Linked DNA regions of Homo sapiens: region 1 is linked to region 2. Evidence: chromatin loops called from intact Hi-C (ENCODE). Cell type or tissue: gastrocnemius medialis. All regions are shown on one strand. Each heading gives the region's core, and the rest is flanking DNA. Links, peaks and the distances in the headings are about the cores only.

Region 1 (15,587 bases), core at 4,941-12,940, 120 kb before region 2:
ATCCTAAAACTTTGCTGAATTCATTAATCAAACCTAAGAGTTTTTTGTTTTTGGAGGAATTTTTAGGTTTTTCTAGACATAGATCATATTATCATCAAACAGAGGTACTTTAACTTCCCTTTCCCAGTTGTATGCCTTTATTTCTTTTTCTTGCCTGATTGCTCTGGCAAGGACTTCCAGTACCATGTTGAATAGGAATGGTGAGAGTGGGCATTCTTGTCTTACTCCAGTTCTTAGGGAGATTGCTTTAAACTTTTCCCTGTTCAGTATGGTATTGGCCATGGGTTTGTTGTATACGGCCCTTGTTGTTTTGAGGTATGTTCCTTCTTTGCCTATTCTGTTGAGGGTTTTTATCATGAGGGAATGCTGGATTTTATAAAATTATTTTTCTTCATCTATTAAGATAATCATATTGTTTTTGTCCTTAATTCTGTTTATGTGATAAATCACAGTTATTGATTAGATAAATCAATAAATAGTCTAGCTAGAAGTTTGTCAATTTTGCTTATCTTTTCAAAGAACCAACTTTTTGTTTTGTTGATCCTTTTTATCTTTTTTTGTTTTCAATTTCATTTAGTTCTGCTCTAATCTTTATTATTTCTTTTCATTTGTTAGCTTTGGGTTGGGTTTGTTCTTGTTTTTCTAGTTCCCAGAGGTGTGATAATAAGTTGTTAATTGGTGATCTTTCTATTTTGTTTTGATGTAGGCATTTAACTCTATAAACGTCCCTCTTAGCACTACTTTTTTTATATATCTCAGAATTATGTTGTATATCCATTTCATTCATTTCAAAAATTTTTTTTTTTGAGATGGAGTTTCACTCTTGTTGCCCAGGCTGGAGTGCAATGGTGTGATCTTGGCTCACTGCAACCTCTGCCTCCCAGGTTCATGTGATTCTCCTGTCTCAGCCTCCTGAGTAGCTGGGATTACAGGCACATGCCACCACACCTGGCTAATTTTTGTATTTTTAGTAAAGATGGGGTTTCATCATATTGGTCAGGCTGGTCTCGAACTCCTGACTTCAGGTGATCCACCTGCCTCGGCTTCCCAAAGTGCTGGGATTACAGGCATGAGCCGCCGCACCCGGCCAAAAAAATTTTAAATTTCCATCTTAATTTCATCATGGACCCAAAGATCGTTAAGGGACATATGGTTTAATTTTCATGTATTTGGATAGTTTTGAAAGTTCCTCATGGTATTGATTTCTAGTTTTGTTTCCCTGTGGTCTGAGAAGACACTTCATAGGGTTTCAGTTTTTAAAAATTTATTGAGACTGATTTGTGGACTAACATACAATATGTCTTGGAGAATATTCCATGTGCTGATAAGAATGTATACTCTGCAATTGTTGGGTAGAATGTTCTGTAAATATTATTTGGTCCATTTGGCCTAGAGTCCAGTTTGAGTCTAGTGTTTCTTTGTTGATTTTCTGTCTCAGTGATCTGTCTAATGCTATGAGTGGGGTATTGAAGTCCCCCACTATTATTGTATTGCTGTCTCTTTCTTTTTTTTTTTTTTTTTTTGAGACGGAGTTTCGCTCTGTCGCCCAGGCTGGAGTGCAGTGGCGCGATCTCGACTCACTGCAAGCTCCGCCTCCCGGGTTCACGCCATTCTCCTGCCTCAGCCTCCCGTGTAGCTGGGACTACAGGCGCGCGCCACCATGCCCGGCTAATTTTTGTATTTTTAGTAGAGACGGGGTTTCACCGTGTTAGCCAGGATGGTCTCGATCTCCTGACCTCGTGATCCGCCCGTCTCGGCCTCCCAAAGTGCTGGGATTACAGGCGTGAGCCACCGCGCCCGGCCTGCTGTCTCTTTCTTTAGGTCTAGTAATACTTGTTTTATAAATTTGGGTGCTCCAGTGTTGGATGCATATATATTTAAATTGCGATATACTCTTCTTGAATTGATCTCTTCACCATTATGTAATTATTTTCTTCTTTTTTAACTATTTTTGATTTAATATCTATTTTATCTGATACAAGTATAGCTACTCCTGCTCACTTTTGGTTTCTGTTCATGTAGAATATCTTTTTCCATCTTTTAATCTTCAGTGTCTAAGTGTCTTTACCAGTAAAGTGAGTTTTTTATAAGTGGCATACCGTTGGTTCATTTTAAAGCTCAATCCCGTAATCTCTATCTTTTAAGTGGGGTCTTTATTTAGTCCAAATTGGCTTAAGATAACTGGAAATGGGCTATTAAGCTGTTGAGCAAGGGTGATGTGATCTTCACTAAGAAGGTATACAGGTTGATGTTGGCTAATTTCCACATTGGTACAAACATTGATGTCTCCATGCAAGAAAAAGGTGAAAGAGCAGGACAATCATTCACTTTTATTTATAGGTTTTTAATCTTCTTCATGAGACTGTACAAACCACTTGCCAATACATACAAAGTTCTGGTTCATTAAACACCATCCCAACAGACTGTGAACTGCTTTGAAAAGCAGAGTATGGCATTCAGAGTAAAGTCTTTTCTCCCATACTCCATCCTCCTCGTCTGTTAAATCCTGGTAAATAAGGTCAGCAAAATTGGGGTCTTTGCCCCACCAAAATATTGACAATTCTCTTCTTCTAGGTATTTGATCTTGCTGCCAAACACCAGCTATATCTGTCTTAAGGCAGCGATTAAAGCTGTTCAAATTAGGGTCACCTTGAGTCGTGGGAAACATAATAGGGGCAGAAGTTGGGCCTTGCCATACATATCTTTTCCATTTAATCCCTGTCGAGTCAGCCAGGCAGAAGAGGTCATGGTGACCATCTTCCAGGCTGGCCTGGTTCATCATGAAGGAGGAATTCATCATCTCTCATAGTAGCTGCCACCAGCACCACAGCCACCATCTGCCATTACTGCCACCGCCAACCACAGATAAAAACGCTTGACACCGGGGAGGGTGAGAGGTGGGTGGTGGTTGGAGGAGTTGAGGAAAAGGAGGTTGCTGGGCCACCTGCCACCTCTACCCACCCCCTGCCACTGCCATGAGCAGCCACTGTCACTTGGCTGGCACACAGCCACCTGGGCCTGAGGGCCAGAAGGGGAGGGCCATGCTGCACTCACCCAGCAGGCTGGACCGTGGAGCCAATGGATGGACACCCGTATCTCTCGGAAGAAGAGAGGAGATGTGTGGCCTTTTCACAGGAACAATAATAAATTACACAATAAATAATCAAAATTGGGTCAGAGTTGGCAAAGCCCAAGCCCTGGAAATTTCTCCCAGGTGGGGAGGTGCTTGCACAGGGTCAGGAAAGCTGAGAATGGGGAGAGAAGCCCAGGCCCCCAGCCTGGCAGTGGTAATGTCCTTAAGCCTATAGTCTCCTCAATGGTGGCAGAATTTGCAGACTCAGACCATTCTCTGGCTCCATCTTTGTGTTGTCTCTTGCTGAGCCAGCCTAACGTTGGCCCTCCTGCTGCCTCACTGCCTGGATACCATTTTATGAGCCAAGTAGGCGATGTTTTTTTCCTACTTTAATTGAAATTTATAGGTTTTCTTATTTATTGATTTATTTATTTGAGACAGAGTTTTGCTCTTGTTGCCCAGGCTGCAGTGCAATGGCACGATCTTGGCTCACTGCAACCTCCGCCTCCCGGGTTCAAGCGATTCTCCTGCCTCAGCCTCCCAAGTAGCTGGGATTACAGGCATGCGCCACCACACCCAGCTAATTTTGTATTTTTAGTAGAGATGGGGTTTTGCCATTTTGGTCAGTCTGGTCTCGAACTCCTGACCTTGGTGATCTGCCCGCCTCGGCCTCCCAAAGTGCTGGGATTACAGGCATGAGCCACCGTGCCCGGCGCTCTTCACTTTAATTGTGGCCACAGGGACCTGCTTGCCCTCTCTGGGGTAAATTTTAACATTATATTTAACTTAACACAATATACCCCAAATATTACTCTTTCAATGTGTAACAATATAAAAACTATTAAAATATTTTACATGTTTTGTACTACAGTTTTAAAATCTAATATTTATTTTATACTTATGGCACGTCTCAATTCAGATTAGTCACATTTCAAGCGCTCAATGTGGCTAGCAACTATATTAATGCAGGCATACAAGAAATATTATAGCATTAAGTGCTTATATTAGAAAAGAAAATAGGTCTCTAATCGATAATCTAAACTCTGATGTCAAGCAACTAGAAAAAAAAATTAACTCAAAGCAAGGTGAAGGGGAGAAAAAGAAGAAAAAATGCACAAAATTGAAAACAGTGTAAAAACGATACAGGAAAATTAATAAACCAGAAAATTATTTGTTTGAAAAGATCAATAAAATCTACCAGACTATTCAAGAAAGAAAAGACAAGAAGACACAGATTACCAATATCAGAAATGAAAAATAGGACATCACTCTAGATCCTATTGACATTAAAAGGATAATAAGGAAATGTTAAAAAGAACCCTAGGTGGGAGGCTGCGGCGGGCGGATCACCTGAGGTCCGGAGTTCGAGACCAGCTTGGCCAACGTGGTGAAACGCCCTCTCTACCAAAAACATACAAATTAGCTGCCAGGAGACCGGCCACAGTTGTGGGGCGAGGACCAGAGTGAGCAGGAAAAACAAGAGCGTGTGGAAACCCAAAGGAAGAAGCAGAAAGAATGGATACTGTAGCTCAAGACCTAGCTAGATGACTTGGAAACATGTGCCTATCCAAGAGCAGTTATGATGCCCTGCGGCAGTTCGTGTGTTGGAAAGACAGTGGGTGATCCTAGACAAGTTAATAAAGAAACTGGACATGCGTCTGAATGAGGACATCAGTTCCCTGTCCACTGAAGAACTTCGTCAGTTTGTAGATGCAGTAGTGGCTCACATCGTCAACCCAGCCCTAGTCAAAGATCAGTTGGTTGAGCAACTGAAAACTCAGATCGGAGACCTCTAGATGTCCATCGACCTCATCCAAGATGAAGTGGGAAGCCCCTTGCAGACAGATGGTGGACATTGTGAGCGCAAGGCCTCTGGGAAGACAGGAAATGGTTCCACCAGAACTGGCAGCAGCAGACCCACTGCCTCCAGGACACAGCAAAACAAAGGCAAGGGATGTGAAGAAAGTCCAAGGGACGGGGCTGCACCTGATGCCGCAAGCATTGGCAATGCTCCAGATTTTGCTGTTAGCTAATTTGGTTGTGTGACAGGCCAGATCCCTCCAACCCTATAACAGAGGGGCCAGGCTGACAGACTATGCTCTCTTGTTGAAGAGGCGGGAGGTGTCAGTGGACAGAGAGAAGCAGCTAGCCTTGAGGCACCAGCCACACGACCATGTCACCACCTCTGCCATCCTCCAGGACCTCTCTCTGGCAGGCAAGGATGAGCTGGCCATGGCTGTGTGGAAGGAGCTGATGGTGGCTGTGAGGGACCTGCTAGCCCATGGACTATATGCCTCCTCCTCAGGAATGAGCCTCATCATGGCTCCTATTGCTCATTTGCTGCCAGCCTTCTCCTCAGCCCCTGAGCCCATGCACCCCTGGGAGCTCTTTGTAAAGTACTGAAACCGCCTTTGTAAAATTATGACTGAGACAGTGAAAGAGATCTAATTTAACTGACTCCATCTTGCTTCTAACCCCCAAGCCATCTTTGTTCATTCCTGGGCACAAGCTGAACTAACTATGGAAGAAACTTAGTTTGCAGTTTATAGTTTAAACAAAGATGGTAACAGCCCTTTCCCAAAGCAGACCTCCTTCTTATCTGGGGACTAGACTAGCCACAGGATTAGAAATTATGGTTTAAGAGTCATGCACCTGGAGGCTACAAGATTCTGACCCTCCATAAACTGGTCCTAAGATCAGTTCTTGCGATATTTTGTGGGCCCTGCACTTGACAGATCAGCTGGCACCACCCAGATTGATAAACTGGCTTGTCTGATCTTGTGGCCCCCACCCAGGAACTGACTCAGTGCAAGAAGACAGCTTTGACTCCCTGTGATTTCAACCCTGACCAATCAGCACTCCTGGCTCACTGGCCCCGCCCCCTACCCACCATGTTATCCTTAAAAACTGCCCCTAAATGCCTGGGGAGACCGATTTGAGTAATAATAAGACTGGTCTCCCGCAAAGCCAGCTTTGTGTGAATTACTCTTTCTCTGTCGCAATTCCCTTGTCTTGATGAATCTGCTCTGTCTAGGCAGTCAGCAAGGTGAACCCCTTGGGGGGTTACAGTACTACCATGCTAAAAATGGCAGTGCTTATGCCCAGCCCGGGAGCTCTCCCAGTCTTTGCCCTTCCTGTTACAGGAGGCACTGATGTAACCCCCAAAGAGAGCCTACTGACAGTCATCCACATGGTGCTGACAGAGCACGACCCTTTCAAGCACAGTGCAGACTCTGAATTGAAGGCTTTGGTGTGCATGGCACTGAATGAGCAGCGTCTGATGTCCTGGGTGAACCTCATCTGCAAGTGCGGGTCACTCATCGAGACTCACTACCAGCCTGGGAGCTACATAGCACACACAGGCTTTGAGAGTGCCCTCAACCTGCACAGTCGCCTCAGCAGCCTCAAGTTCAGCCTCCCTGTAGATCTGGCCATGCGCCAGCTCAAAAATATCAAAGATGCCTTTTGATGAGAATGCCCTGACTCCAGGCAAGCTCCTTGCTCAGTAGGGATAGATGTGTTAGTCTTCTAGCATAGAAGCAAGGAATCAAAGATGGGGTTAAATGCATTTTTCCCAGACCCTGCTTAGGTCATCAGCCAAATGAGTGCAAAGTGTGTTTTCCCCACCAACTTAGCATCTTGGAAAGATGTGCTGGAGACTCTCTTGTTAAGAAGGTTCTGCCCTGGTGTGTAACCATAGTGTGCATGTGGGCACATGTGCTTGAGCCTGTGTTAAAGAAATCAATTGTGGCACATAGTACCCCAACTCATTGCGCCAAATCTGATTCTCAGAAAACCTAGGTTGCTTTAACCATTCTCTTTATGGCCGTGAGTGACAACATGAGTGAGTCATTGGTACCAGAATAATTTTGCCTGGAGGAACCTGTTAGTTGAGCCATCTTTCACTTGAAGCATGTTTGAGAGGCCAAGGCCAGAATTTAAATTCCTTTTATGAATAGATTTCCCTTTCTTCCTGACCCCAAGGCCAGAGGAGACTATATATTCCATGGCTGCCTCTAAAACTAGGAATGGGGATATCTGAAAACAGCATTAAAGCCAGGATGGTCTCAATCTCCTGACCTCGTGATCCACCCACCTCGGCCTCCCAAAGTGCTGGGATTACAGGAGTGAGCCACCGCACCCGGCCCACAGTCTTTTTAGAAGTAAATATATTCAAGTTAAATGAGCAAATCCTTGCCACCCAAGTTGAGTATGTACAGGAATACAAATCGGTAACCTGCAGCTGTTCCTCTTTGGGTTGTGACTCACTGGGCACCACTTGTCCTGGAAGCTGGCTGGCTGGAGGACACCTGATCTGGTAATAAATACGGCAGCAGGGATAGGTGCCACAGCAGGATAGCAACGACAGCAGATCACTGTTTCCAGGCCGGGGGTGGAGTATTTCATTGTGAAACTGACTCTAGAATGGTTCTATTTGGTCTGCAGTATTGTAGCCTCATTAGTTCACATTTGTCGTACAGCTTATGATGTTCACATTTGTCATACAGCTTGTGATGAGTACTACTCTAGGATTGGCCAAAGATGGGCAAAATATATCACTCCAAACACTACTGATTCAGCATTGTTATCATGTCTTAAATTGCCAGCTGCACTTTTTTTTCTGCACTACATAATGTAGTGCATTTTAACTTAAATTTTTTTTTTTTTTTTTTGGAGACAGAGACTCGCTCTGTCGCCCAGACTGGAGTGCAGTGGCACCATCTCGGCTCACTGCAACCTCCACCTCCCAGGTTCAAGCAATTCTCCTGCCTCAGCCTTCCAAGTAGCTGGAATTACAGGCACCTGGCATCACGCCTGGCTAATTTTTGTATTATTAGTAGAGACGGGGTTTCACCATGTTGGCCAGGCTGGTCTCAAACTCCTGACCTCAGGTGATCTGCCCGCCTCGGCCTCCCAAGGTGCTGAGATTACAGGCGTGAGCCACCGCACCCAGCCTTTAACTTAAATTTTTTTCAGCAACATGTTACTTGTTTAAGGTACGTTATTGGTATTTCATTAGAATTAGTTCACCTTCTCTGTGAAACAAGTCCATTGTAAAACGTAGTGGAAAATGATACATATGTGGTTGCTAATAAAATCATAGTGTTTTGTGACAAAAAAAAAAGAACCCTATGCCATGAAGGCAAATGTCTTCATTTCTGAAATTCTTCAAATTATTCTCTCTAAAATGTTTGTATCTTCCAAAAAAAAAATCTCCTAGTATGAGCTGCATAACATGTTGCACCCTAGATTGGGCATCAGGAGACCTGTGTTCTAGTCCTTGCTCTGAAACTAACTTTCTGGGAGATCCAACATGTATCCTCTCCTTTCCGGGTGTTGGCTCTAGAAGCACTTTCAGTTTCCTTATCTGTGCTCCATGAATTATTAGTTACTTGCCTGAGAGGTCTGACTCAGGGTGCCTCCAAAACAGTTCTTACATATTAGGTGTGAGCCAGGAAGAAACAATGCCGGAAGAGAAATCTATGGGTTGTATATTTAAAACAAATGAGAGCTAGCAGTTTACACATCTAGAGTGAATATTTTCAAGGCAAACATATATGTTTCATGCCTTCTATAATCTGCAGTTTACAATGCATCAGACAATAGCTCAAAAGCATCATCCTTCAGATTCAGTAATTTAATCACTCATTTTTGATTTTCACTTATAAAGAAAACCAAAGAAGAGAATCTCAGACTTGGAAGGAGCTTCTCATAGGTTATATAGCAAAACTATTCCTCTCTTGGAAAGTGGTTGTCCTGCCTCTGCTTAAATACCTTCGGAGATCGGGCACTCACTATACTCTTCTCACCCAGTATAAAAAAGCTCTTTGTTATGTTGAGCTTAAAATATGCAACCCTCAAACCTCTCACTCATTAGTGCTTATTCCAACCTCACAGTATAAGCCATTCCACGCTCACCATTTACAGACATGAAGCCATTTTGCTGAACAGCCAGTAGGGGACCCTGAAGATCTTCCAGTAACAAAATATAAAGTCAAAAAGATGCAGAAAGAAACTTGTTTTATTAGGCAATTTTATTTTAAGTGAGGTGTGTATGTGTGTGTGTGTGGGTGTGTGAGAGAGAGAGAGAGAGTGTGTGTGTGTGTGTGTGTGTGTGTGTGAGAGAGAGAGAGAGAGACAGAGAGAAAGAGGGGCAGGAGGGTGCTTAAAGGCCTTCATAAATACCTTGGGAATAAAATCTAGGTCCTGGTTGCAAATTGGCCACCTGAGTACCACGCTTTTTGAATTAGCTGCCACTATTTAAAAACTGGAAAAGTTGCACAGACATACACAAAACCAAAATTCCTGGCTTCTTTGAGACTTGGAAATGACCCAGCATGGACCCTCTCTAGCTGGAGATGGGTAACTTTAGACTAAGCCATGTGCTGTTTTCTGGGCATGGCCCCTGCTCAGTCACTCACTTACCCTTCCCACCTGGCCATGTCAGGCAGGGAGAGAAAGTCACATTTTTAAACCTTGTTCTTTGAGCAGACTGTGGGGCTCCTAGGAATTTCCAAGGGGAAAAAACCCAGAATCGCCATCCAAATTGGAAATGCCTTAGAGGGCTTCCAACAAATTCTCATTTTCCAAATTGAGAAATGATTTACATTTTCATCCTTGTCTCTGGTAGTAATAGTGGCCAGGATGGGGCCAGGTAGCTCTGAGGAAGCAGATTCTGACTGAGACCATCTGAGAGGGCAGCTCTTTGTTGGCAGAAGTGCAAAACCTTTCACAGCCCCTTTTGCCAAAATGGGGAGAACTAGGGAATCTTAGGGCAACACCCCAATAAAAAAAACAATAAAACAAAACAATAAAAAAAGAGACAAAAACCAAACCAAACAAACAGCAACAACTACCTTTACATACCATTTTTGCACACAATTCTAGGAAGTTTATGGGTCATTGTTCAGGTTCTAATATGAAACCTTTTAAGAACAGAGGTTTCCTTCTGTATCTTTTTTTTTTTTTTTTTGAGACAGAGTCTTGCACTGTCTCCCGGGCTGGAGTGCAATGGCGCGATCACAGCCCACTGCAACCTCCGCCTCCCAGGTTCAAGTGATTCTCCTGCCTTACCCTGCCGAGTGGCTGTGATTATAGGCGCCCGCCACCACGTCTCGCTAACTTTTTTTTTTTGTATTTTTAGTAGAGATGGGGGTTTCACTATGTTGGCCAGGCTGGTCTCAAACTCCTGACCTCGTGATCCACCTGCCTCAGCCTCCCAAAGTGCTGAGATTACAGGCATGAGCCACCGCACCCGGCCCCTTCTGTATCTTTTTGGCTTTATATTTTGTTGTCAGATCTTCAGGGTCCCCTACTGGCTGTTCACCAAGCTGGCTTCATGTCTATAAATGGCAAGTGTGGAATGGCTTATACTCTGAGGTTGGAATAAGCACTACTGAGTGAGAAGTTTGAGAGATACAAACTTTAATTTGAACTTAGTTTCCTCCTGATCCAGAGCTTTAACTACTTTTAGTATTTGAAGATAATAACTCTGACCATTTCTCTAACTTGGTTAATGTCATATCCATCCTGTTTTTCACAGTTACCCTTACCTGGTGACTTCTGTCATGTGATGTCCACTTGTGTGGACATCTGTTGCTTTTAACACTCATCAATTCCCCATTCTTGGTGTAGAACCCATTTTTGCTTTGAGATACCATCCCTCTCACTGCATGGGTGTCTTGGTGGCACTGTCAATCAAAAAGCCCTGACTTTCCTTGCCCAACAGATGGGCTTGTGCAATTGGACACTCTCTCCATAGAATTTGCGTCTTGAGCATTGCACTCAAGAACAGAAAACAATTGGTGGAAATTCATCCCAGAGGCACAGTCCCACTGACTTCAGTCTCAGGCTCTGCCCGGTCCCTGTCTTTCTCAATGTCTGCTTCTTTAGCTTTCCCTTGACTCTGTGAGGCATGTTCAAATCCATTTGTTTTAATTTAAGTTGTCCAGAGTTATATTCTGTTGTTTGCCTCCAAAGAACCTAACCAATGTGCTTCTCTTAGGTTCAGCTTAATTCCACAAACATTTACTAAGCCTGGAATGTTGCACTTGCTCTAGGGAGGTCCTGGTGGCCCAACTCCTGTAAACTCCTGGGGCCTGGTGGAGGGACAGAAAAGAAGCAAATCTTTCTGCCTTTTACTCACATGTCTTACAAAGCATGGCAGAGCCAATGCCCAAGTCTACCATGAGGGTTCAGCACTTGCACACCCAGGAAACAGTGACAGGCACAATGATCTTGGCAGAGACATAGAACTGCAGGGGGTAGGTAAGGCAGATGCCACCCAAGTAGAGGAGCTCAACAGACTGGTACAACCTGTGCAAGGCAGAGGGGATCAGGAAAGATCCACGCACAGACACCAGCAGGCTCTGGAGGACCCATGGGGGTTAGTCGGGAGATCATTCAGGCCAGAGCATGAGACAGAAATTGGGAATAGTTAAAATTGCTTCCAATAACCCCCTAATTGCTAGAGAACATAGCAAGGTGCCAAGAGGCTATCTAGTAGAAACAATTGCAAACATGTCTTTAGGCACTGGAGTCTCACTCAAGTGGCAAGAGTCTCACTCTCTATGAAGGGCATGAAGGTGCCAAGACCTACAGAGAAGATGGTGGATTCATGTTCTCCATCTCAACTCCTGCACAGACATCTCTTCAATGAGTGGGGTGGTGGGTGAAACTGCCTGTGCTATTTATTTATTTATTGAGACAGGATTTCACTCTATTCCCAGGGCTGGAGTGTAGTGGCACAATCCTAGCTCTCTGTAGCCTTGAACTCTTGGGCTCAAGTGATCCTCCCACCTCAGCCTCCCAAGTAGCTGGGAATACAGGCATGTGCCACCATGCCCAGCTTGTCTGCCATTTAAGGACTCTTTGTCTTTTTGAGAACTAAACTCTTACCTTTTTTCTTCTCTTGCGCAAATTCCTATTTAAGGGACCTGGGAAGCCATGCCCTACAGAGCATAAAGTCTCACTAGAAGGGTTTTATTTAACCTTATATAATGTGGCTTGCTTTTGGACCTGACACTGGCATGACATCACATAACAGGCAAGGAGATCAAAATATCGTAACCCCAAATATATTTATTTGCCATATCTTGAAATAGCCCTGCAAAGTTGTTTCTTGCAGGGGAAAAAAGTCTACATTCTGTAGAGAACCCCCTTCCCTTTCTAGGCCTTTTTCTTCAGATCCAGGAGAGATTCAACTAAGTCTGGCCTCTTTTTAAGTCTGATAAGAAACATTTACAATCTATTCTCTCTGAAGCTTGCTACCTGGAGGAGGCTTCATCTGCATGATAAGAACCTTGGTCTTGGCGGTGGCTCATGGCTGTAATCCAAGCACTGTGGGAGGCCGAGGTGGGCGGATCACCTGAGGTCGGGAATTCAAGACCAGACGGTCCAACATGGAAAAACCCCCTCTCTACTAAAAATACAAAATTAGCCAGGCGTGTTGGCGCATGCCGGTAATCCCAGCTACTTGGGAGGCTGAGGCAGGAGAATCGCTTGAATCTGGGAGGTGGAGCTTGTGGTAAGCCTAGATGGCAACATTGCATTCCAGCCTGGGCAACAAGAGTAAAACTCCATCTCAAAAGAAAAAAAAAAAAAAAAAAGAACTTTGGTCTCCACAGTCTTAACCCAGAAAATGTATAAAACCTAGTTGTGGCTCAACCACCTTGGACACATGTCCTCAGTGTCTCTTGAGGGTTGTGTCATGGGCCACCGTCACTAGTATTTGGCTCAGAATAAATCTCTTCAAATATTTTACAGTTTGACTCTTTTCGTCAACACTTTCCTAATTGAATTCACGTGAGATCAGAGAGTGTGTGATGTTTATACTGGAAAAACTAAAAAATTGAAATTTAGGGGACCTGAAATAACTCGGCCTCTACCTCTAAGTATTTAGGTCACTTTACTTCCCTGAACTTTATATGCCTCATCTATAAAATGCAGATATACTCTTTACCTGCTAGAAGGTAGGGGCTGGATCTGATGGTCTCTGAAAGTCTACAATCATAAAACACTAACCACTTGGAACTAATTTTTATCAAAAATAGAAAAAAAACCCCACTGCTTTTAAGGGACATAAGGCAGAGGAAACATTAGTGCCATGTTACTCCAATACTTAAAAAGCCTTTAATCATATCTCATCGCCTACAGGAAAGAGTTACAAACTTGAGCCTGGGATTCAAAGTCCATAGTATTTCAGGTCCGGTGGTTCTAACTGTCTGGCCTGGTTACAATGCTGAGAGTATTGTTCCTCCCTCTGTCTCCACCTTCCTGTGCCTGATGTTGTAACCATTCCAGAGAATGTCTGAAGCATGCAATACACCTTCAAACTTCATGCCTTTCCATGTGCTGTTCCCTCTGCTAAGAAGGCTCTTTCCCTCCCTTTGTAATCTGTGATATTTCTGTTTATTGTTCAAGTTCCTGAGGCTCCTATAATGCCTCCCGTCCCCTGGTAATAATTAATCCTCCTTTTGAGTTTCTTTTTCTTTTAATTTTTTTTTAAATTATACTTTAAGTTCTAGGGTACATGTGCACAATGTGCAGGTTTGTTACGTATGTATACATGTGCGATGTTGGTGTGCTGCACCCATTAACTCGTCATTTACATTAGGTATATCTCCTAATGCTATCCCTCCCCCCTCCCCCGACCCCTCAACACCCTGGTGTGTGATGCTCCCCTTCCTGTGTCCAAGTGTTCTTATTGTTCAATTCCCACCATTGAGTGAGAACATGCGGTGTTTGGTTTTTTGTCCTTGCAATAGTTTGCTGAGAATAATGGTTTCCAGCTTCATCCATGTCCCTACAAAGGACATGAACTCATCCTTTTTTATGGCTGCATAGTATGCCATGGTGTATATGTGCCACATTTTCTTAATCCAGTCTATCACTGATGGACATTTGGGTTGGTTCCAAGTCTTTGGTATTGTGAATAGTGCCGCAATAAACATACATGTGCATGTGTCTTTATAGCAGCATGATTTATAATCCTTTGGGTATTATACCCAGTAATGGGATGGCTGGATCAAATGGTATTTCTAGTTCTAGATCCTTGAGGAATTGCCACACTGTCTTCCACAATGGTTGAACTAGTTTACAGTCCCACCAACAGTGTAAAAGTGTTCCTATTTCTCCACATCCTCTCCAGCACGTGTTGTTTCCTGACTTTTTAATGATCGCCATTCTAACTGATGTGAGATGGTATCTCATTGTGGTTTTGATTTGCATTTCTCTGATGGCCAGTGATGATGAGCATTTTTTCATGTGTCTGTTGGCTGCAGAAACTCCTTCTTTTGAGAAGTGTCTGTTCATATCCTTCACCCATTTGTTGATGGGGTTGTTTGTTTTTTTCTTGTAAATTTGAGTTCTTTGTAGGTTCTGGATATTAGCCCTTTGTCAGATGAGTAGATTGCAAAATTTTTCTCCCATTCTGTAGGTTGCCTGATCACTCTGACGGTAGTTTCTTTTGCTGTGCAGAAGCTCTTTAGTTTAATCAGATCCCATTTGTCAATTTTGGCTTTTGTTGCCATTGCTTTTGGTGTTTTAGACATGAAGTCCTTAGCCATGCCTCTGTCCTGAATGGTATTGCCTAGGTTTTCTTCTAGGGTTTTTATGGTTTTACGTCTAACATTTAAGTCTTTAGTCCATCTTGAATTAATTTTTGTATAAGGTGTAAGGAAGGGATCCAGTTTCAGCTTTCTACATATGGCTAGCCAGTTTTCCCAGCACCATTTATTAAACAGGGAATCCTTTCCCCATTTCTTGTTTTTGTCAGGTTTGTCAAAGATCAGATGGTTGTAGATGTGTGGTATTATTACTCAGGGCTCTGTTCTGTTCCATTGGTCTATATCTCTGTTTTGCTACCAGTACCATGTTGTTTTGGTTACTGTAGCCTTGTAATATAGTTTGAAGTCAGGTAGCATGATGCCTCCAGCTTTGTTCTTTTGGCTTAGGATTGTCTTGGCAATGCAGGCTCTTTTTTGTTCCCATATGAACTTTAAAGTCGTTTTTTTCCAATTCTGTGAAGAAAGTCATTGGTAGCTTGACGGGGATGGCACTGAATCTATAAATTACCTTGGGCAGTATGGCCATTTTCACAATATTGATTCTTCCTATCCATGAGCATGGAATGTTCTTCCATTTGTTTGAGTCCTCTTTTATTTTGTTGAGCAGTGGTTTGTAGTTCTCCTTGAAGAGGTCCTTCACATCCCTTGTAAGTTGGATTCCTAGGTATTTTATTCTCTTTGAAGCAATTGTGAATGGGAGTTCACTCATGATTTGGCTCTCTGTCTGTTATTGGTGTATAAGAATGCTTCTGATTTTTGCACATTGATTTTTTATCCTGAGACTTTGCTGAAGTTGCTTATCAGCTTGAGATTTTGGGCTGAGATGATGGGGTTTTCTAAATACACAATCATGTCATCTGCAAACAGGGACAATTTGACTTCCTCTTTTCCTAATTGAATACCCTTTATTTCTTTCTCCTGCCTGATTGCCCTGGCCAGAACTTCCA
Region 2 (15,587 bases), core at 3,682-11,681:
ACCCATCCATGGAATTAAGAGTCGCCCAAGAAGAAAGGGACTAGGAATGGTTTTTTATTTTTTTTTCTGTTAGACAATCCTCCCCTCCCTAAACCTCCTCCTGCTTCTCTCGAAAACTTGAGTAAGAATTTTCAGCCCTCTCCTTGCATAGCAGATGAGCCCACATGACAGCCAGTTTTATATGTGTCAACTTATAATTCAGTCAAACACTAATCCAGGTGTTGCTGCGAAGGTATTTTGTAAATGTGGTTAACATCTATAATCAGTTGCCTTTAAGTAAAAGAGGTTTTCTCAATATTGTGGGTGGGCCACATCCAATCAGTATAAAGGCCTTTAGAACAAAGCTGAGGTTTCCTTGGAGAAGAAATTCTGCCTCCAGACTGCAGCATCAGCTCCTGCCTACAGGCCTGCCCTATGACTCGCAGACTTGCCGACTCATACGGTCATGGGAGCCAGTTCCTTGATTTGTCTCTCTCTCAGTCTCTCTATGTGTATCTGTGTTCACATATGTGTGTGTGTGTGTATATATATATCTCCTACTGGCTTTGTTTCTCTGAAGAAACCGGACACAACAGGTAACACTTAATTTTCTTGAAATGTGGAGATTAATTTCAGGACAGGACAATGGAAGAGATGACACCCCTTCCCTTCCCTTTTTGTCACTGAGTGGGAAAACACACTTAAGGCTTAAAATGTTTATTCTCTCACTCAATACATTTCCCCGCCCCCCAAAATACTTGAGAATTTGTTCGCACCAGCAAGCATACAATCACTTCTGCGGCAAACACTAGCCAGGTGTGCTCCAATTCAATTCTGACACCACCTGCCTGAAGATGGCATCAGATCCCACAGGACGAGGGCTCAGTCCCCAAGAGTGACACCCCCACCACCACCACTTCCAGTGCCAATTGCAAGTACCAGGTTGTTTACCTGTGCTTCTGACTGGCTAAAAATTTTAAATCAGGGTTCCCATGACTCTGTTTTGGGGTTCAATTAATTTGCTAGAGTAGCTCATAGAACTCAGGAAAATACATTTACCAGTATAAGTTTTAAAACAGAGCCTTCAAAGAATACTCTTAAAGTATAACATTTTACCAAGAGAGGAAGGTGGGCATGTAGTCTGACTATTTTCGTTGTCATTATCATTTCTGGAACAGGAAGGTCAAAGAGATTTAGCAGCTACGCCAAGCCACCAACTAGTAGTTAGCAGCATTGGGATACACACACAAGTCTTCTGGTTCCAGAACCTGAGTGCTTCCCAAGGCGCTGGCTGCCTGTCTGTTGCAGCCTCAAGAGGAAGGTTTGCCTTGGGAATTGTCCTGAGGGTTAGAGAGAATGTTGTAAAGTGCCATATGTCATAATCACAAAGGGCTTATTAAACATTTTCTGAAATATTAGCTGACTTGTAGAAAACCAGGACTCCAAAATACTTCTGCTTGTTGTTCTGGCTGTCCATCCATGCACTGATGTCTTGCTCACTTCCTCTGTGGAGGCCACTCAATCCTCTTTTAGGTTGTCTACCTCCTGAATTTTTTATTTCTGCTCACATTTATACCTAATGGCTGGAACCCCTTCTTCCAGAAAGCCAGGGCCCTCAGGTAAGCCCATTGCATTACTACTGGAGGCATAAACCTGAGTGACAGTGGACTGAATTTGGACCCTAAGCCTGGGGCTCTTTGCTATGTAGGTTGCCTTCCTCATACTTTGCCCATTGCGGTTGTGCTGAGGAACTATGTGTGTCTTTAATGGGTATGCTTTACTAGACCCTTGGCCATTGGTCTCCTTTTTTAAAAAAAATGGAGTATAATTTACATGTAATTAAATTTAAATTTACCTTTTTCAAATGTGCAGTTCAATGTGTTTTGCATACAGTCATGTGACCACCATCTCAATCAAGATACAGAATGTTTCCTTTGCCCCCAGAAGGTCCCTTGTGCCCCTTTGCAATCAATCCCATCCTCACACCACTCAGCCCTTGGCAACTGCTAATCTGTTTTATCTGTCTCCAGTTTTGTCTTTTCTAGAATGTCATATAAAACCGTTACATATGTAGCCCTTTGTGTCTGGTTTCTTTCACTTAACATAATCATCCTTTTTATATTCCTCCATGTTGTTACATGTATCTGTAATTGGTTCTTTTTATTGCTGAGTAGTATCTATTGCGTGGATGAACCATAATTTGTTTATCCATTCATTAGTTGATAGTCTTTGAGGTTGCTTCAAATTTTTAGTTATTATGGCTTATGTTATTTTAATGTAAATTTCTGGTAAACAATTTAGAAACTACCTCTTCTTTCTTCCTTTAAAACTCACTTCTAACTGCTGCTAATCAGAGTATGTTATGAGGGCAACTTGAATCTGTGCTTCCCAGTGGCCATTCGCAAGTTTTGGGCTCAAATATACTCTATATTTAATTATAAAAAAATTACTATTATGAATAAAGCTGCTATAAATACTCATGTACAGGTCTTTGTGTAGACCTATGTTTTTATTTCTCTTGAGTAAATACCTAGAGGTGAAATGATGAGGTTGTATGGGAAATGTGTGCTAACTTTTGGCAAATTATTTTCCAAAGTGGCCGTTCCTTGTTGGATTCCTAATGTATAACAGTTACAGTTGCTCCATATCTTCACCAATACTTAATATTGTGGTCTTTTAAATTTTAGCCCTTCTAATAGGTGTGAAGTGGCATCTCATTACGGTTTTAATTTGCATTTCCCCAATGGCTAGTGATGTTTTGCACCTCTTTACGTGCTTATTGGCCTAAGGAAGTACTTGTTCAAATATTTTGCCTCTTAAAATTCAGTCATCTACTTCTTTTGATATAGGTTTTTTATTGGGAAATAATTGTAGATTACAGGAAGACTCAAAGGCACAGGAGGGAGGTCCAGGTCCAGAGCACTCTTCAGCTGGGCTTCCCAGTGTTAACATCTTGCATAACTGTAGTACATTATTGAAACCAGGAAATTGACATTAGCACAATCCATAGAGCTGATTCAGATTTCATTAGTTATACAGATACTCATTTGTGTGTGTGTGTTTGTGTATAGCTGTATGCAATGTTATCATGAGTAGCTTTGTATACACCACCACCACAATCTAGATGCCTAACTGTACCGTCACCTCAAGACTCCTTATGCTACCCCTTTATAGATACCCACTCCCTTCAGTCCCCCACATCCCTAACCTTCCCCAGAAGCCACGAATCTGTTCATCTCTATAATTTTATTCATGAAATTAATAATAATAATTCAATAAATTGAATTATGCCATATGTATCTTTTGGGGATTGGCTTCTTTCACTCAGTATAATTTCCTTGATGTTCATCTAAGTTGTTGCATTTATCAATAGTTTTTTTCTTTTTATTGCTGAGTAGGGTTCCATGGTACTGATGTTTAACCCTTCAGTCACTGAAAGAAATGTGCAGTTTCCGGATTTAGTTATTACAAATAAAGTACTATAAATATTTGTACAAGTGTTCCTGCATGAAAATCAGTTTTAATTTCTCTGGGATATATGCCCAGGAGCACAATTGCTGAATTGTATGGTGATATGGTTTGACTCAGATCTCATCTTGAATTTCCACATGTTGTGGGAGGGACCCGGTGGGAGGTGACTGATTTGTGGGGGCATGTCTTTCCTGCGCTGTTCTCGTGATGGTGAATAAGTCTCACGAGATCTGATGGTTTTAAAAAGGGGTGTCTCCCTGCACAAACTCATTCTCTGTTTGCCTACCGCCATCCGCTTAAGATGTGACCTGCTCCTCCTTGCCTTCCGCCGCGATTGTGAGGCCTCCTCAGCTATGTGGAACTGTAAATCGAATTAAACCTCTTTCTTTTGTAAATTGCCCAGTCTCTGGTATGTCTGGTATGTCTTTATCAGCAGCGCGAAAACAGACTAGTACGTATGGTAAGCCCATTATTCGTTTTAAAAGGAACTTCTAAACCATTTTCCAGAGTGACTACCATTTTGCTACTCCAGCAACAATGTATGAGTGATCTATTTCCTCTGCAACTTTGCCAGCCTTTGGTGTTACCACTATTTGTGGTGTTTGTTTGTTTGTTTTTTGAGACACAGTCTCACTCTGTCACCCAGGCTGGAGTGCAGTGGCACCATCTCAGCTCACTGCAACCCCTGCCTCCTGGGTTCAAGCGATTCTCCTGTCTCAGCCTCTCGAGTAGCTGGGACTACAGGTGCATGCCACCACGCCTAGCTGATTTTTGTACTTTTAGTAGAGAGGGGGCTTTGCCATGTTGGTCAGGCTGGTCTTGAACTTCTGACCTAGGTGATCCTTCCTGACACTATTTGTTATTTTAACCATTTATCAGATCCTGTGTTTTGTTAGATTTATACTTAAGTATTTAATTTTCTTTGGAGCAATTATAAATGGTATTTTTTATTCCAGTTTCTGTGTGTCCATTGGTAGTATATAGAAATATAACTGATTTGTGTATTTTAATCTTGTATCCTGTGACCTTTCTGTACTCGATAATTCTAGGAGTTTTTGGTTAGATTTCTTGAGATTTTCTATTTAGACAACCATGTTGTCTGCAAATAGAGATAGATGCATTTCTTCTTTTCCAGTGTCTATCTCTTTTCTTTCTTTCTTTCTTTTTTGTCATATTGCAATGGTTCAAATTTCCAGTTTAAAAAAAGTGGTGAGAGTGAACATCCTAGTCCAGTCCCTGATCTTGTAGGGAAAGCATTCAGTCTTTCACTTTAAGTATGATGTAAGTAGTATAATTTTTATAGAAGTTCCCCTCTATTTCTGTACTGAGATATTTAAAAATCATGAATGAGTACTGAATTTTGTCAAATGCTTTTTCTGTATCTGATATGATCGTATAGTTTTTCTTTTTTCACCTTTTGATATGGTGGATTCCATTGATTGATTTTTGAATATTGAACTGGCCTTGCTTACTTGGAATAAATCCTACTTGATCATTGTATACTATTCTTTATATTGTTAGATTGCCTTTCATTTTTCACTCACCCTGATATTTACTCTGACAGATGTAGAATCCAGAATGGTGCCTTTTTAGAAATGAGCAAAGCCATATGCATAACTTCTATTTTTGGCATAAGGGTACTTTTGCCCCAGGCTGGATTTCCGGCTGCTCTGGTGCTACAGAAAGGCTGCGTGGGTTTCTTTAGGACAGAGTTTCTTTACCTCACTATTACTGCCATTTGGGGCTGCAGAATTCTTGTTGAGGGGCTTTTCTGTGCATTCTAGGATGTTTAGCAGCATCCTGGGCCTCTGCCCACTAGATGTCAGTTGCACCCTGCAAGTTGTGACAACTAAAAATGTCTCCAGAATTGCCAAATATCCCCTTGGCTGGAGTGGGGGATGGGGTGGAAATTGCCCACCTCAGCTGCCAGGAACCAATGCCTGAGAACATTTGGTGCCCACCTACCTTTAGCTGGGGGGATGTCCTTTTTTTTTTTTTCTTTTTTTTTGAGACGAAGTCTTGCTCTAATCCCCCAGGCTGGAGTACAATGGTGCAATCTTGGCTCACTGCAACCTCCACCTCCTGGGTTCAAGCGATTCTCTGCCTCAGCCTCCTAAGTAGCTGGGATTACAGGCGCCTGCCACCACGCCCGACTAATTTTTGTATTTTTAGTAGAGACGGGGTTTCACCATGTTGGCCAGGCTGGTCTCGAACTCCTGACCTCAGGTGATCCACCCACCTCGGCCTCCCAAAGTGCTGGGATTACAGGTGTGAGCCACTGCGCACGGCCAGGGGGGTGGGAATGTCCTTTTATTATGGCCATGGAACAAAGGAAAGTGTGTCAATATGGATACTACACAATGAGCTGCTTTTTCAGTAGTAATGGTAAAATATCTCTAACATCTCCTGAACATTCAGTATACAAACTATGCTAAGCACTTTATGTATATTGTCTCCTTTAATACTCAAATCCAGTGAAGGAAAGTACTGGTAATATCCCCACTTTGCAAACTAGGCATAAAAGGTTAAATGACTTGCCCAAGATCACGTTTCCAAAGCGGTGAAGCCAGGTCTGTCTGACATCAAACCTCACGTCCTTGCTGCTGCAATCTTCTCCCCTGCCAGTTGATTCCTTCATTCCTCACCTCCTTCACTGAGCACGGCACATTTCCAAGCCTGTCTTTTGACTCCAGCCTGCTTTGCACCCTGCCCTCCATAAGTCACTCCCAGCTGTCAGAACTACCCACCATTGCCCAAATACTTAAAATCTCTAGGCCTTCCCTTTGGGATTTTCCCTTAGCCTAGCTGACCCTCCTTTCTGTGCTAAATTGGAAGCTCTGCTTTAAGACCCAGCTCAGATGGCTGGGCCCCTGTGGACCCATCCTGGCCAGTTCAGTCAGAACTTTACAGCTCCCTCCTCAGCAATGCTGTCACCTCCCTCCTCTGGTTATCCTCATACCTGCCTGCGCTGGAGACGTGGCTGCTCGGCCACTTTCCCCAGATTGTGAGCTGCCTGAGGGCACTGATCAATCAGATGAAATCTACTCCCACTCTGCCCTTGGGGGCTAATTACGTATCTGAAATCTTTGGTTACTAAATTCAGTGTAGTCTCCTTCTGTAGTGAATAGTGCCCTGGCCTGGTAAGGAGGTGACATCACTATATTGTCAGCTTTGTATCAATCTAACCAGGCACCTTTCTTGGTTGGACACTTTGGATTCATTGAGGAATTTTGAGAAAAGTTTTAAAATTGTCTTTTTGCAGCTGGATGCCTGAGAAAGTTCCTGCTTTTCATTCAGTGAAACAGCTGGTGCCCCTCTTCTAGAAGCAGTCAGAGGCTGCCCGAGGGTTTCCAAAGCCTGTCCTTAGACACCGCACCACAGGTGATGGACCAGCACCTGGGTCTGGCACCCTAGCAGGCTGGCATTGCACCAGTGTTTCAAGTCGTGCAAAGAGGTTGGGTTGACTCTTCTATACTGGACCAGCTGCGAGCCCTGGGCGCGTCACTCCATGCCTTAAAACTCTACCTGCTGGGTCTTTTTTGCCCTCTAGCTCTTTTAGAATCTTCATACATAATCTTCAGTCCAACAGATGTCGTTTTCCCCCCAAGGCCTTTGGCTCTGCCTTTGCTTATCCCCAGATGCTCACTTTTTGAGGGTTCTAGCCCAGTCCTCATGCCTGCCTCGGAGATCCCATGTGCCTCCCTCCAGAGCACTGCCCTGATGCCTGGAAAACATATGTGTCCTTCCTGTAAAGGCTTGAAAACCACCCCTGTAACAACAACTGTGCAAGCCCTCCCTCATCCGCCAGCCCCTGAAGGAAGTCGTTTCCCAATTCTCCTGTTTCCCAATTCTTACACCGTTTGTCCTGGCAAATCCCAGCTGCGTTTCCTTCTCCAATAGCAAGGCCTTGTCTGGCTCCTGAAACCACTCCTCACAGCAGGGCAGCAAGTCCCCACCCTGCCCCTCCCTTCTGGCCTGCTCCTCTAGCGATGCTCAAAGTTGCTGTGCCACTCTTAAGGTCCAGCCCCAAAAGTGGATGTAGGGCTTCGGGAGAGGCCTGGGGTTGAGTCCTAAGTTGAGCAGACCCCCACCTCCCCAAATCTGGGCCCCCTGGCTCTGTGCCACCTAGAAATTAGCATGGCCTTCTCTTGGCTTGTTCTGAACTCAGCCTGTTCCGTTGCACTTGCTGCTGCTCATCAGTCCCCTGTATTTGTAATTTATTTCGCGAACCCAAACGTAAGGCGCACCTCCCGAGTCAGGCCGACCTGGACTGGAATCCTGGTCCTGTCACTCATGAACTCTGTGACTTACCTTATTTAAGTTACTAACATAAATTAGGGGTCCCTCAGTTTATCTGTGCCTCGGTTTCTCCATTTGTAAATGATGATAGTACCTACCTCATTAGGGTTTTGTTGTTGTTGTTGTTGTTTTGAGACGGAATCTCGTTCTGTCACCCAGGCTGGAGTGCAGTGGCATGATCTCGGCTCACTGCAAACTCCGTCTCCTGGGTTCAAGTGATTCTCTTGCCTCAGCCTCCTGAGTAGCTGGGATTACAGGCACACGCCACCATGCCCAGCTAGTTTTTGTATTTTTAGTAGAGACGGGGTTTCACCATGTTGGCCAGGTTGGTCTCGAACTCCTGACCTCAGGTGATCCAACCACCTCGGCCTCCCAAAGTGCTGGGATTACAGGTGGGAGCCACTGTGCCTGGCCCCTCATTAGGTTTTTGTGAGAATTAAATGAGATAAGACGCTGAGTGCTTGCACAGCACCTGGCATAGCAAATGCTCAGTAAAAGGAGGCAGTAGAGGTGGTGGCTGATGGTAGTGACGGTCACGATGGTGAACTGCAAGTCTGCCTGAGCCCCAGTGGTTTAGGATGCCGGGATTTACCTGAAAACCTTTAGGCCTCCCCGCAGGCCCAGTAAACTGGTCCTTGATCCCAGAGAGCCCTCTGGTGGCTAATCTGTGAAGGCGCAGGCTGCGGAAGAAAAGGAGAAGGCGGGGCCTGGTGGGGAGAGGATGGAGGTGGGCTGGTTAAGAAGGCGTTCCCCATCCAGGAGAATGGGAGGCAGGGAGGTGCTGTGTGGACATCCCCAGACTGGGTGTCGGACCTGCCTTGGGGTCTTGCCCCTGGAATTCCGGCTGTGAGACCTCAGACAAACCCTTTCTCTATGGGCCTTAGCATGTGAAACATCAGGAATGAGGAGGACCAGGTCATTGTTTCCCAAAGACGAAGAGGGGGCCCCTGACAGTCATTTTTTAATCTGAATGGTTACATATTTTCATGGTATCATAATTAGTGTGCGACAGAGCTGGGCTTGGAATCAAACCTGTTCAACCTCAGAGCCACTGCCTGCGTGGTGTCTCCCACGGGTGTGCCTTCTTTGCCCAGCTGGATTGGGAACTTGAAGGCAGGGACTGGGCTTTCCTGTCTCGGTGTCATCATGGTTGCCTGGTGAAGTCACATTTAGCTGGCGACTAAGGGTGCGCTGTGGAGTAGCAGCCAGAGGCTGACTCTGGGTCCCAGGAGGGACCAGGCTGGTTTTGAACTCCTGACCTCAGGTGATCTGCCCACCTTGGCCTCCCAAAGTGCTGGGATTACAGGTGTGAGCCACACACCCGGCCTGGTATTATTTTCTGTCATACTGGCCACCATTTATTGTTTATGCTTTAATAAACTTTCCATTTACATGTATTTCTCATGACAATATGAGATAGCTATTATTCCTATATTATTTACTATCTTCATTTTACTGAGGAATGAGAGGCCTAACTGAACTTTGACAAAGGAGCAAAGGCACCACAATGGAGCGAACAGCCTTTTCAGCAAATGGTGCTGGACAGCTGGACAGCCACATGCAAACAAAATGAATCTAGATCTTACATCCTTCACAAAAAGTAACTTAAAGTGGACCATAGACCTAAATGTAAAATGCAAAACTATAAAACTCCTAGATGATAACATAGGAGAAAACCTGGAGACCTTGGGTTTAGCAATGAGTTTTTAAATAAAACACCGAGGGCATTCTGTATAAAAGAAATAAGCCAGACTTCCTTAAAATTAAAAACGAGTAGGGCAGGTGCGGTGGCTCATGCCTGTAATCTCAGCACTTTGGGATGCGGAGGCGGGTGGATCACCTGAGGTCAGGAGTTCAAGACCAGCCTGGCCAACATGGCGAAACCCTGTCTCTACTAAAAATACAAGAATTAGCTGGGTGTGGTGGTGGGCACCTGTAATCCCAGCTACTCAGGAGGCTGAGGTGGGAGAATTGCTTGAACCCAGGAGGTAGAGGTTGCAGTAAGTCGAGACTGTGCCACTGCACTTCAGCCTGGGCAACAGAGTGAGACTCTGTCAAAAAAAAAAAAAGTTAAAAACCTATGCTTTGTAAAAGACAGTGTCAAGAAGACAAGGCACAGACTGAGAAAATATTTTCAAAGGCATATCTGATAAAATACTGTTTTCTAAAATATACAAAGAACTCTTAATACTCAACATTGAGAAAACAAACCAGTTTAAAAATGAGCCAAACATCTTAACAGCCACGTCACTAAAGCAGATCTATAGATGTCAAAAAAAAAGCACATGAAAAGATGCTCCACATCATATGTCATCAGGGAAATGCAAAATTAAGACAACAGTGAGATACCGCACCGCACACCCATTAGAAAGGTGGAAACCCAGAACACAGACACCACCAAATGCTGGTGAGAATGTGGAGCAAAAGGAGTTCTCATTCACTGCTGGTGGGAACGTGGAATGGTTCAGCCACTCTGGAAGACTGTTTGCCAGTATTTACCCAGAGCTAACCTATATCTACATAAAACCTGCACACAGATGTTTATAGCAGTTGTATTCATAGTTGCCAAAACTTGGAAGCAACCAAGATGTCCTTGAGAAGGTGAATGGGTAAATAAACTGTAGTACATCCAGACAGTGGAGTATTATTCGGCACTACAAAGAAATGATCAAGCCCTGAAAAGATATGGAGGAATCTTAAATGCATATTACTAAGTAAAAGAAGCAAGTTTGAAAAAGCTACGTATCATATGATTCCAACTATATGACATGCTGGAAAACTATGGAGACAGCAATAAGTTTCGTGGTTGCCAGGGGTTAGGGGGCAGGAGGGAAGAGTAGGAAGAGCACAGAGGATTTTTAGGGCAGTGAAACCATCTGCAAGAGCCTGTAATGCTGGATACATATTATACATTTGTCCAAACCCATAGAATGTGCAACACCAAGAGTGAACCCTAATGTAAACTATGGACTGTAGGTGATAATGACCCATCAATGGAGAGTTGTCAGTTGCAACAACTATACCATTCTGGTGGGGAATGTTAATAATGAGGGAGGCTATGTATGGGAGGGAAGGCATATCGCTGTACCTTCCATTCAGTGTTTCTGTGAGCCATAAAACTGCTCTAAAAAAATTCTCTTTGAAAAATGAGAGGCCAAGTCATATCTGCTCAAGGCCACATAATTAGTGTGCGACAGAGCTGGGCTTGGAATCAAACCTGTTCAACCTCAGAGCCACTGCCTGCGTGGTGTCTCCCACGGGTGTGCCTTCTTTGCCCAGCTGGATTGGGAACTTGAAGGCAGGGACTGGGCTTTCCTGTCTCGGTGTCATCATGGTTGCCTGGTGAAGTCACATTTAGCTGGCGACTAAGGGTGCGCTGTGGAGTAGCAGCCAGAGGCTGACTCTGGGTCCCAGGAGGGCCAGCTTCCCAAGACTTCTGATAGTTAAGTCCCTTCTCCGTAACTAATGCCATGCAGTGCAAAGAGTGCTGGCAAGGGCAGGAAGCCCCAGGTCTTGTCCTGGGCTTTAGCTAGCCTGCTAGTTAGTGGACTCATCACTCAGAGCCTCAGAGCCCCAGAGCCCCATCTAAATGGAGGGGCTTGAACCACTGCAGACAGTTGTATCAGAGGCAGAGGGTTTTTTCCAAATAGTTTCCTGGGCCCCACCCCCAGAAGTTCTGGTTTTGTGTCTGGGATAGGTAATGTTGCCAGGTTGGGAATCTCTGTTGCTTGACAATCTCTAGGATCCCTTCCAGCTCCCAAAATCCATGAATCTTGGAACGGCCTGTGGACCCTTGCATCGTTCCCCTGACCCCAAACAGGCTAAAGGACACAGAAAATAACAGTAAAAAAAGATACTTTATTGTTAAAAAAAAAATGACCAATGAAACTATGTATCTGTCACTCACACTCACAGTCACACACACAGCCACAAACCACTCACACAAATTGGCTCTCGCCCACACATCTCCCTCTCGCATGAAGCAGCAGCCCTGTGGGCAAGGCTCCACTGCTCTTCCTTTTGACTTCTGTCTCCAGAAACAACACATATGAAAAGGCAGTGGACCAGAGGGAGGGACTGGGTGGGAGGGAGTGGTGAGGTCACCAAAGGCCACAGAGGCTTCTGGTCCCCACCACTCCTGGCTACATACACTCTACACATGTGTACACACGTACTATCCATGGGCACCCACATGTGTAGACATGTGCCCACATTGACCCTCCATGCATAGGGTTGAGTCGCCGCAGGTAATACTTGATGGGCAGGCGTCTGCAATGGAGAGGAGGCAATGGCAGGTGTCCAGCCTGGACACTGCGGTCCAGCTCCCTGCTTCCAACCGGCCCTAAATAGGAGTTCAGACTTCCTTGTGTCTAGGGAAGAAAAATCCCATTGAGGAAACTCATCCAGACAGCAAGGTCAAAAAGTGCCTAAGAATTTTTAAAATGAAGAATTAGTTCCTTCCTTCCTTTGGCCAAAAGTGCCTGGGAAACTTGGGATGAAGAACCCAGAGTTCCATGAGGTCTGAATTCTTTAACAAAGAAGGTTCAGAGCTGTGTAGACTCCTGGCAGGCCCTGACTGGCAGCCAGTGGTGTGACTCTGAGGTGGGCCCGTTCCTCTGCGTGTAGGCTGAGGAGTGGGACCTCTGGGGCCCGAGGCCTGGTGGTGCTCCTCGGAGTCCTTGTTGCCCTCCATCACCATTTTCTCCCCGGTGCAAAGCACAGTGCCTGACGTGGAGCAGACACTTGACAAAGACACAGTGAGTGCTCGACTGAGGCAGGGGCAGAGGGGACTGTGCCCGCTCCCCTGCTGCTCACCTCTCAGCCCCTAGGAGGATGCCACGCAGCCCTCTAGAGCTCCTCTGTACGGCCCGCGTAGTGGTTGTCTGTCAGGCACCAACCTGCCTGCCTCCAAAATGGAGCTGTGGGCAGGTATGAGAATGCATCTTGGTGAAGTTGAGCCAGCACAGTCAATCAGGCTCTGCCCCGGGGACTGAGAGCCGGCAGATCAGGGAGCCCTCCTGTCTCTCGCCCACCCCGGGAGTCAATTGTTCCTGGTTTTCCAGGGTCACTGCTCTAGAAATGCCCCTCTCCTGGGACCCTAGTGCTGTTTCTGGAGCTCTATCCTCAGCTTCCCTCCACCCTCAGGGACTAGGTGGGGGATTGGAAGAGCACATTTCAAGGGACAACAGCCTGGGCTGAGGGCTTCCCTCCCACTCTCCCAGCCACACTCAACTCACCCCCTACGAGACAGGAAGAAATAAGCCAAGTCCAGTCCTTGGCCTCCCGCCTGCCTTGCTCTGGGAATGGGAAGCTAGAACATGACCTCCTCACAGCTGCCATAATCACTCTCCACCATGTCAGAGCCCTCATAGTTGGGGGGCACCCGGGGCTGGCCCTGGCCTGCAAGAGGTGCCCCCTCCACCTCACAGACAGCATAAGAGGGCCCAGCTCGGCTGAGGCGCATACCCACCCCCTTGTAGCCCCCGTCTGCCAGGCAGGGCCCTCCCCCTCCCTGCCGGAACTGCGAGTGGTAGTAGCTGATGGCCGTGTACTCATTGAGACAGGGGGCAACCAGGCGCTCCCGGGGACTAGGGGGCCGAGAGGGCATCAGATCTTCCAGGTTCTGGTTGCTGTAACGGGGTGGGAGAGGTGCCCGCTTGTTTTCCATCTCCAGGGGGAAGGGGAAGCCCCCATAGAGGCCATTAGGCTCTGGCATCACGACTGGGGTTGAGTGGCGGTGAGCCGAGGGCGGCAGAGGGCCCTGAGTCACTTCGGAGTGGGGGTATTCCCAGCGTTCGTTCCTGGAGTAAGTAGGGGGCCAGACCATGGCTCCGCCAGGGTACACTGAAAGGGAACAGCAAGATAGGGTGAGCTCATTTTCTCCCCGGAAGGTTTCAGCTGGCTCTATAGCAACTATATATAACCTAGCGAGTGGTGGAGATGGGAGTGGGTGGGCATAGGCCCATCTGTGCAGGTTGTCTCTGTTGGCTTACGTTGATAACATAGAATCCAATGGGACAAGCTCAAGGCTAGAGGTTTGACCTAAGGCCAGCCCATCTTGCAAATCCCTGCCACTAATCTGAGGGTCAGTGAACAAGGGAAGGATTTGGATGTCTCCATGCAACCCACCCCCACAGCTGGATACAGTAACTCCATCCCAAGTCCTACTGGTGAGTTTCATCCCCTTAACTGAAGGAAACACACACACAGTTTGGACTCACTCACAGGTGTGATGGAGTCTATCATGGAGAGTGATGAAATGAGATGTGGCTCGGAAATCAGGAGACCAGGAGCCCTTGGTCCTAGCCCTGCCTCTGCTACTGAATAGTTGGGTTAGTTAGAACAAGTCACTGCATCTTGATGGGCCTCGGTTTCCGTATTTGACACATAGTGAAAATACCTATCATAACTGCTAATGATTATGCCAAAACATGAAGTGCTTTACTAATGCACCCCCTTTTGAGCCAAAGATGAGAAGAAGGTGATATTCCCCCTCTAGGTCAGCCAGGTCTGGCCCAAGGCTGCTGCACTTCCACACTGGGCAACCAGAAGCTTAGACCACTTCTCCTTTCCCTTCCCAGAAAAGCACAAATGTGCAGAAGCCCCCTTCTCACTCCAAGGGTTCTACCCAACCCTATCCAGGGTCTACACATTTCTGTCATGAACCTCAATCCCATGGAGTGACTTGGAATTTAAAGGAGTGCAATAGAATGAGCCTCAGAAACCTGGTATCTGCTCCAGCATCCGTGCCCTGTAATCTTGAACACATCTCATCATGTCCCATCCCAAAGGGTTGGATGCGTGGTAGCTAAAAATGCCTGTGCCTCAGATAACGGAGTGTTTAGAACCACCACCCACTTCCATCAATCCCAGAGGCTAAGCGTCTCTGGCTATACTGACCCATCTCCTCGCTGGACCAGGTTCTCTTAATGACAGGCTCATTGTCAGAGTGGGAAGGGACCGCAGCTGGCGGGAGTCTGGGGGGCACACTGCAGACCACTGGCCGTTGCTTAGAATTGGGTCCAAATGTGACGAGTTCATTTGGAACAGAGGCCTTGCTGGGTTCCGGTTGGTTGAGGTTGTTGCAGGAGCTGGCACTCAATGGGTTGAGCTCGATGGCAGGCATGGCTTGGGTGTCAACACCAACACTCCTGGCCAGGAGGTCTGGGTCCTCCATGGCCACAGGCTTGTGAGACTTGCAACGGCGGCAGTAGAAGAGAAGCCCGACAGTGCTTATGATAATGAACGCCACGGCCACTGTGATGATCAGTAACTCCTGCTGCCCCCAGTCCCCCCTTTGGATCTCGGGAGTGACTAGGCAGTGTCCTTCTGAACAACCCCTCGCCTCCATTTCACACCTGCGGAGACAGAGTAGTCAGGGGGCCAAGTCATGAAATTGCCCTTTCCATGTCCCCTCTTACAGAGATCTATGGGATAGAGACTGCTCCCCCCAAAACCTACCATCTCCCGTTTTTCACCCCCCAAAAAAGTAACTATCAAGCATATCAACATCAGAACTTTCCACCTTCCACCAGTAAAGTATGGGTCTCAGCTACATCCTCATTTGTGACCATTAGGATCTGGGAATGTCTATTATTTTTCCAGCAATGAGATCTAGGCACTGTATACACTCTCTATCATGAGGTCGGATTTCCTCCCATATCACTGCAGTAGAGACATCGACTCTCTAGCAATGATGTCAGGGTTCCAGATACAAGTCAGCATTGCCCAGTTATAGCAGCCAGGCACCAATGTTCCCTGCTGTGCTTCACCAGGAGGTCACAGGAGCCAACGTGGTCCTGCACAGATCAGCCACCTTACAATGGGCAACTTGCTCA

What was found. A loop is a pair of places that touch in the nucleus more often than their neighbours do. Peaks named below come from ENCODE experiments on the same cell type or tissue, not always from the same donor. Only the 100,000 strongest peaks of a DNase experiment are listed, where the experiment ranks them.
Region 1: it touches region 2 in a loop (12-fold over the local background); 11 of 110 quality-filtered maps call a loop at or near these places.

What each region holds. Positions count from the first base shown.
Region 1 is chr5:151,375,844-151,391,430 of GRCh38, forward strand. All of the region lies in intron 5 of LOC105378234 (a long non-coding RNA gene), which reads right to left. It also overlaps a transcript of SLC36A1 not described here, the pseudogene LOC100420127 and the pseudogene LOC100419720. Among named protein-coding and RNA genes, the nearest start is that of SLC36A2, 36 kb to the left of the region's middle. RefSeq lists an enhancer at 11,713-12,651. In gastrocnemius medialis, for the core only: CTCF peaks have their summits at 9,018 (motif pointing right) and 9,222; DNase peaks (open chromatin) are centred at 6,404, 6,898, 7,388, 9,468 and 1 weaker place; H3K4me3 peaks cover 1,318 bases; H3K27ac peaks cover 4,244 bases.
Region 2 is chr5:151,492,505-151,508,091 of GRCh38, forward strand. It overlaps FAT2 (FAT atypical cadherin 2), which reads right to left. Exons shown (of 24, transcript NM_001447.3): 23 at 14,650-15,107; 24 at 11,588-13,593. The coding sequence ends at 13,061. It also overlaps a transcript of SLC36A1 not described here. Among named protein-coding and RNA genes, the nearest start is that of MIR6499, 22 kb to the right of the region's middle. RefSeq lists enhancers at 3,487-4,036, 5,374-6,035. In gastrocnemius medialis, for the core only: CTCF peaks have their summits at 8,403 (motif pointing left) and 8,606; DNase peaks (open chromatin) are centred at 7,395 and 8,427.